Linked DNA regions of Homo sapiens: region 2 is linked to region 1. Evidence: chromatin contacts called from ENCODE Hi-C or POLR2A ChIA-PET data. All regions are on one chromosome and are shown on one strand. Each heading gives the region's core, a stretch centred on a gene start or an enhancer-like site at or near the end of the contact. The rest is flanking DNA. Distances are from core to core; before and after follow the strand shown. Region 1 overlaps ACTN1 (actinin alpha 1). Region 2 overlaps DCAF5 (DDB1 and CUL4 associated factor 5).

Region 1 (3,821 bases), core at 584-3,083:
GAAGTTCTGGATGTTGACATTTTTGTAAGGGGCTGTCTTTCTCTGACACCACAGGAGCAGCCCTTCCTTGGCTGAAGTCTCTATGGGGAAGGGGATGGGCAGCGAGGTCAGAGGGCTGACTCGGTGGAGGGAGGGATGCCGGCTCACAGGAGGCCCCACTGTGACCCTTTGATGCCAACCCTGCAGCTACTGAAGGAGGAGCCCTGGCCATCAAGTCTATTCCCTTGACAGAGTTTGAGAAGTTATTTGAGAAACAGAAAAAGCAAGCTGGGAAGCTGTTCAGAGCTAGTCGTGTTACACGTGTAAATTTTGAGACAACAGTTTTTCAAACTTCAAGAATTAGCTCCCCCTACTCTCTTTTATTCAAAGAAATGGTAATGATACAAAATAAGTCGGCAACCTCTATCAGGTTGGGGAGGAAGATTTGATCTGGGAAATCTACACATCTAGGGGTCTCCAGACAGGGGAATCCCACAGCCTGAGGGGTGCACACAGCTGAGTGAGAAGAAAGCATTAGGACTCCTAGACAGATTTTGTTTTTAATCTAAAAAATAAGGTTTCCTTATATTTACTGCACGGATCAATACTGCTGCCCTCTGTGTGTGAAGCAGCCACGTGTCTATGAGGTTAGGCAGGCAACTGAGGGGGCTCACGGAGCTCCCAGCACAGAAGAAAGACTGCAAACCACACTACCCCCCTGCTAGGTTTGTGCTGTGTCCCCGCCCAAATCTCATCTTGAATTGTAGCTCCCATAATTCCCACGTGTTGTGGGAGAGAGACGGTGGGAGATGATTGAGTCGTGGGCGTGGTTTCCCCCATACTGTTCTCGTGGTAGTGAATAAGTCTCACGAGGTCTGATGGTTTTCTAAGGGGAAACCCCTTTCACTTGGCTCTCATTCTCTGCCTGCTGCCATGTAAGAGGTCCCTTTGCTCTCCCTTGCTCTTCTGCAATGACTGTGAGGCCTCCCCAGCCATGTGGAACTGTGAGTCCATTAAACCTCTTTTTATTTATAAATTACCCAGTCTCGGGTATGTCCTTACCAGCAGCGTGAAAACGGACTAATACACCCTGTGTTTGTGCCTGTGAATTGGAGGTTAAGGTACTCAGTGGACTGTGTTCATGAATGATCTCATTTATTTTCAACACACAAAATGGACTTTAAAATGACATTCAAGGGTTCCTACAAAGACCATAACCACCTAAGCAAAAGCAGACAATTTAAAAATTGGAAAAGCTAATGCTTCTACTTAGCTTAAGCTCTTCGTCAGCTAAATCACAAGAGTAACACAATGATGACTGCAGAGCTGACAAGAAGTCCACCCAAAAGAATCAAAATCATCAAGAAGGCTATTTGAGAAATGGATTTACATCCACTATCATTAACAAGAACCACACCCCAGGTGACTACTATGACCCTCTTTCCAACCACTTCAACCCTAAATACCAAGTACCCATAAACCGAACTTGGAACTCTACATTGCTGCATCACAGAGTGTCACACCTAGATCTCCATCACAAAGCAATTGAATTGAATCCACGTTGTTTTCATTAAGAAATTCCTTTGATTAAAAATGTTTATGATGTCTATGCCATTAAAACAAATATTTAAAAAATAGTATCTCCATCTCATCTTGTAAAAGTTTGTTTCAGTATGTGTGTTTTATCACAGGCACAACAATACACAAATATTATTATGCAAGATAAATACAGGCATAGCAGACATAAAGCTCAAAAACTGCCCGAGTGTGGAATCAAGCGTAGAGATCACCTCTCCAGACCATGGCGGCCCTTGCAGATCTGTGAAATGGCCACTAGAGGGTGCTAGGGGAGCAAAGTGGAGGACGGGGTTAGCGCCCCTCCTGGTCCTTCCTCCCAGCCGCTATTTCCCCACCCTTTCAGATTAACAACCCAAGAGCCAGGTGGGTTTTCCAATATACTTCCCCATGGCAGCCTTGGGCTTTCCCAAAGTGGGGAGTTTCCCTGAGGCCAACATGCCTATGAGAATCAGAATGGCAAACAGTTCTTTTTTCTACATTGACTGGAGGAGAAGGCTGATGCCCAATAAATGAGCAAGAAGCCCAGGACATGGCCCCTGATCAACGTCCGTTGCCCTGGGTATGGGAGTTCTCCAGGCTAAGCCCAGGGAGGGAGACGAGATGGTGATGGCGGGATGGAACAAAGCAGAAACCCACCTTCCACGGAGATGTCCTGGATGGCAAAGCGCAGGATGATGGTCCAGATCATGCCCAGGGTCATCTTCACATTCCCATCCACGATTTCTACAGAAACAGCAGCAGCACACATCAGAAAGGGCCTCAGCGGGGACAGAATTAACACTCCCTCAGCACCCACAGCACTCCATGCCCCACGCTAGGAATCAAAAGACTCCAGAGCTCTACTTCTAGAGGGAAACAGGATTTTTGCTTGTTTTTGAGACAGGGTTTTCGCTCTGTCACCCAAGCTAGCGTGCAGTGGTGCAATCATGGCTCACTGCAGCCTCCAAATCCTGGGCTCAAGCGATCCTCCCATCTCACCTTCCTGGGTAGCTGGGACTACAGATAGGCCACCACACCCGGCTAATTTTTTCATTTTTTGTAGAGACAGGGTCTTACGATATTGCCCAGGCTGGTCTCAAACTCCTGGGTTCAAACGATCCTCCCACCTTAGCCTCCCAAAGTGCTGGAATTACAGGCATGAGCTACCATGCCTGGCCTGGATGTTTCTTAAAGTTAATGCAATAAACTGTGACAGGTGCTGGAAGAGAAGTCTATTTGGGGCACAAAAAAAGGGTGTAATCAATCCTAGTTGGAGACAGTGGGTACATCAGGGAAGGCCACAGAGAAGGGGGCATTTGAAATCCTGATCTGTGTTCCCAGCCTGATGAAGAGGGGAGGATTTCTAAGCAATCACAAATGTTCTGGCAATTCTGTGAGCTGGGGCTCTCTGGGCAATCACAGCTCTCAAAATAGCCACCCACACGTGGAAAAACAGTGGAATCAAGAGAAAGTCACAAACTTAAAGTTTTGTAAATTGCCATCTTGAACTATCCACTGACTCAATCTCACAATGCCATCAGTTTGGGTATTAAAACAGATGTTTTTTTAAAAAATCAAACAATAGCTTCAAGATCACAGCTAAGAGATAACCCAATATATTTAGTCTAAGCAGCACCTTTTAGAGTTTTAGAATCTACAAGTTCTATGAAGTAGATTTTCTCTTTTTTTCTGTACCAGGCCTAATGGCAGGGAATACAACATAAATAAGCCCTATTTTAAGGAGCCCAATACATGGAGCAATCTATGGTCTTGTGGTTGAACAAGTGATACTCAAATGTAGATTCCACACCCACTCATCACCTGCTTCCAGACCAGGAGATAGTAATCCGGCCCATGGTAAGACACGCTCAGTTAAGAGTAAGGTACCCAAAGAATATCTTTTTTTTTCCTACCTGCAACATTAATTTTAGGGGAGACCCAATAGAACCATGAGAAGGATCAATTTCTAGGCAGTTCTGACCCTACTAGGATTTGCATCCCACAAACCCCTGAAACAAGAGTGGATTTCCATTAAGGATGGTATACTCTAACATCTTAGCCCCTTTCCCAAAAGTGAGGGCAAAACTGTATGCTGTTCCATGACCAGCCGGGTGTAGTCCATGGAGCAGTGCTTGGCCACAGCCACCTCCCAGGGGAGCGGGTAACCTGCTGAGTCTGCATGGGATGCTGAGCAAAGGAACAAGTGTCCACTTTGGACTTGGAATAGGATGTAACCCTTCTTGTAAACAGGGAAGTAAAAATGCCCCTCCCAGAGCCCCAGACAC
Region 2 (3,821 bases), core at 337-2,836, 220 kb after region 1:
AATCATCAACATTTTGTCAAATCCGATTGGTATCTCTCTACTTCATTTAAATACCCCATATTAAGGAAGTATTGTTACATCTTTTAGGTATTATAATGGCATTATGGTTATGTTAAAAAAGAAAAAAATCCTTATCAATTAGAGGTGCATACTGAAGTGGGTGAAATGGAGTATGTCTGGAATTTCCTTTAAAACTTTCCAGAAAAAAAAGTAGAGGGATAGATGATTAATATGGACAATTGCTATAGATGCATACACTATACTATTCTACTTTTGTGTATGCTTGAACAATTTTTTCTTCTTCTTTTTTTTTTTTTTTGAGAGTCTCACTCTGTCACCCAGGCCGGAGTGCAGTGGCATGATCTCAGCTCACTGCAGCCTCCACCTCCCAGGTTCAACTGATTATCCTGCCTCGGCTCCATGGGTAGCTGGGACTACAGGCAAGCACCACCACACCCAGCTAATTTTTGTATTTTTTTAGAGACAGGATTTCACCATGTTGCCCAGGCTGGTCTCCAACTCCTGACTTCAAGTGATCTGCCCGCCTTGGCCTCCCAAAGTGCTGGGATTACAGGCGTGAGCCTGGCTGAATATTTCCATAATAAAGAGTTTTGGATTATGTTTAATGTTCATGATAGAAAAAGAAAAAAAACAAGACTGCAGGATGGGCTGGGATACTCATGGCTCACTAAGACCTACAGCACAGTCTCTCCTGAATTGAAGCAGCTTAAGTAAAAACAGAATATTGTGCGCCTGTAGTCCCAGCTACTGGGGAGGATGAGGCAGGAGAATCACTTGAACCCTGGAGGCGGAGGTTGCAGTGAGCAGAGATCGTGCCACAGCACTCCAGCCTGGGTAACAGAGCAAGACTCCATCTCAAAACAAACAACAACAAAAAAACCAAAAACAGAATATCTGCCAGGCCCAGTGGCTCATGCCAGCACTTAGGGAGGTCGAGGTGGGAGGATCCGTAATCCCAGTACTTTGAAAGGTCGAGGTGGGAGGATCACTTGAACTCAGGAGTTGGAGACCAGCCTGGGCAACATAGTGAGACTTTGTCTCTACTAAAAGAAAAAAAAAGAAACCAGAATATCTATACCTTTGTGCCCAACTCATAACCATTCTCAGCCTAAGGTCTCCCTCCATTACCCAGACAGAAATAATCTTTAATGTTCATTCTAGGCATTTATAGGATGATTTCATTTTGCCTAGTACTCAGTAATTCAAAATTCATGGCTATTTGTTAAATGCCTTGGGATCGTTTTAAATGATGTGTCCTTAGTAACTAACATGATGATGACAGCCCAATCCATGGGAGATTGGAATCACTGAGGCAAAAATCATCGCTGTGATGGGGCCTGCCTCTTGACTTTGCCCTCAAGGTTAGCATCAGAAGATGTAAGCTAAACACACCCCCTTACTCCACTCAACCCCTCATTCCTTTAGGCAAGGTATTAAGAGCCCTATGCAAAGGCAATCTTCAAGTATGCGTTGGCAGAAAAACAACCAGTACAAATTGAGGCATAATGTAAAACCGTTAGGCTGCTTTTCACCCAGCAGAGGGCGCTAAACAGCTGTGCCCAAGCCTCTGATTCAACAAAGCAAACGAGGGCTGGTGAAGCAAGGGAAAGTCAGTTCAGACGCAAAAGCAGCTCTACAATTGTCTCCCTTAATCTCCTAGTCAGTTCAGAAAGGCAGAGATTTATTGTTTAGTTCCACAGAGAGAGACTGACCTGCAAATAATCCAAGTGAAGAATATTTAGGATCATTTCAGACCATTTAAGCCAGCCCCATGGGCCTGGCAGTTGGATGAGAATGGGGTCAGCCTCAGGAGAGGGACCCTAGCCCCAGCCTCTCTGGGGCACCGGAGGTGGAGCACAGGGACTTCTCGGGAAGGCTAGGCCTTTCTTCTCAGTGCCAGTGCCAGGCAAAGACAAGCAGAGGCCAGGCCTTCTAAGCCTGGTTTCCTCACAAACAATTGCTTACCTTCAACTCATCTGAGAACCCCAAGAAAATACAACTACATACTCTGGTTTTGGTTTTTTGGGTTGGTTTCATTCTGCACTAAAATCACTAATTCATCAAAAAATGTACTATAATCACATTGTGGCAGCAGCTTTGTAGTTACAGAAAACCTTTATACTTAAAGAGTACCCTTTCCCAAAGGGTCCCGAGCTATAAGCAGAAACTAAGCAAGCCCTTACAACACACTATAACAAAGTAATTATTTAACATTCTTCTTATTTTATTGCTCAGAAAAGCTGAGGTAAGGATTTGCTTTGGGTTTCCTCAAAAGCCAGCCAAGCACAGGACTGAGAAAGCAGTCTGAAATTCTGGGTCGAATATTCCTGGAACTTATCATTGTTTGAAGAGCCAAAGAAGAATAATTTAAATGTCCATCAACAGAAGTCTGGTTAAAATTATTGTTTAATAAAATAAGCCAGACATAAAAGGACAAATATTGTATGATTCCACTTACATGAGGAATAGTCAAATCAGAGACAAAGTAGAATGGCAGTGGCCAGGGGCTGGGGGAAAAGAGGAATGGCGAGTCATAGTTTAATGGGTAGTTTCTGTTTTGCAAGATGAAAAATTCTAAAGATGGATGTGGTGATGTATTAATTACATGAATGTAATTAATACCACTGAACAGTAAGTACACTTAAAAATGGTTAAAATGGTAAATCTTATGTTGTATACATTTCACAATAAAAAATATAAGAAAGTTTACTACTTATATATGTACAATGCAGCCTAAATAAATAAAAGCATGAGGCAGCTCTGTCTATACTCACATGGAACAATTTCTAAAATATAACGTATTAGTGACTGTATTAATTGTTCAAAACATTCTTTTAACAAGTAACAATGGGATTAGATACAGAGCTTGGGGTTTCATCTTTGAGAGGCAGCAAAGATGGTGCTATAGAAGGGTACAGGAAGTGCAAGCTCTGGAATAAAAGGACTTGATTCAAATCTTGGTTTCGCCATTCATGTGTCCTGGTTACTCTACTCCTCTACCCTAATTTTTTTATTGTAAAATGGAGAAAATACCAACTATTTCCCAGGTTTGTTGTGTGTGGTGAGATAATGTTTGTAAAAGCACTTAGCCCAGTGTGATATATATTAGGTGCACACAGCTCTCAAATTGTCCTTGTGTCCGTAAAGTATCATCCATGAACTTGTCCTAATCTTTCAAACCTTGTTTTAGGTAGCATTAAGAATATGAATAGTATGATACAATTACACAAAAACATACACAAATTTATACATACAAAGACAGATGCAAAATGGTTAGCAGAGGTCATCTCTTGCAGATAGCAATTTTACTTAATACCCTTTCATATTGCTAAAGTGTTTTCTTTTCTTTTCTTTTTTTTTAACTGTGAAGCCTAAAGGAAAATCATTCAGCCTGGCTTTCTTCTCAGCCCATTTATTCCTCTTCAGTGAGTGTACTGTGTAAGACCAAACCTCCTTTTGTGTTAACCATACCTCTCCTAAGCTCCAAGAAACTGCAGCGCATTACAGAGGCACAGTCTGTGTGACACACAGCCCAGCTACGTCAGTGGATGGAAAATAAGTCTGTTTTGTTATTTTTCCAAAGTTGAAAATAATTGATATTTGTATAGGAATTCAATCACTTACATATCTCATTTTATTGTCACTTGTGAGGTAAGGATTATGTAGGCCCTTTTTCTAGACACGTATCAGAGAGGTAAAATGACTTGCTAATAATCCAAAGAGCTTGGCCTGGAGCCTAAAACTAAGTTGTATCCATTCTACCAACATGCAGAGGACAGAACAGCACCTAGCATTCCAAA

Evidence for each region. Hi-C counts contacts between places; a loop is a spot of excess contacts on that map. ChIA-PET counts read pairs that join two places held with the same protein, here RNA polymerase II (POLR2A). Pooled maps may share reads with other maps.
Region 2: a pooled map shows a loop between it and region 1 (2.9-fold over the local background). The contact joins two enhancer-like sites. A Hi-C loop is called at or near these places in 1 of 168 maps with a recorded cell type or tissue (Caco-2) and 5 of 50 pooled maps. POLR2A ChIA-PET finds 5 or more read pairs at or near these places in 3 of 52 experiments (A673, HEK293T and activated T-cell).

Annotation. Positions count from the first base shown.
Region 1 is chr14:68,909,963-68,913,783 of GRCh38, forward strand. It overlaps ACTN1 (actinin alpha 1), which reads right to left. Exons shown (of 22, transcript NM_001130004.2): 4 at 2,194-2,280; 5 at 1-80. Among named protein-coding and RNA genes, the nearest start is that of ACTN1, 67 kb to the right of the region's middle. RefSeq lists an enhancer at 1,914-2,033. Within about 2 kb of position 1,834, at least 7 of the 41 ENCODE cell types and tissues checked have a DNase peak (open chromatin) inside an H3K27ac peak, as active enhancers do.
Region 2 is chr14:69,127,890-69,131,710 of GRCh38, forward strand. All of the region lies in intron 1 of DCAF5 (DDB1 and CUL4 associated factor 5), which reads right to left. Among named protein-coding and RNA genes, the nearest start is that of DCAF5, 23 kb to the right of the region's middle. Within about 2 kb of position 1,587, at least 9 of the 41 ENCODE cell types and tissues checked have a DNase peak (open chromatin) inside an H3K27ac peak, as active enhancers do.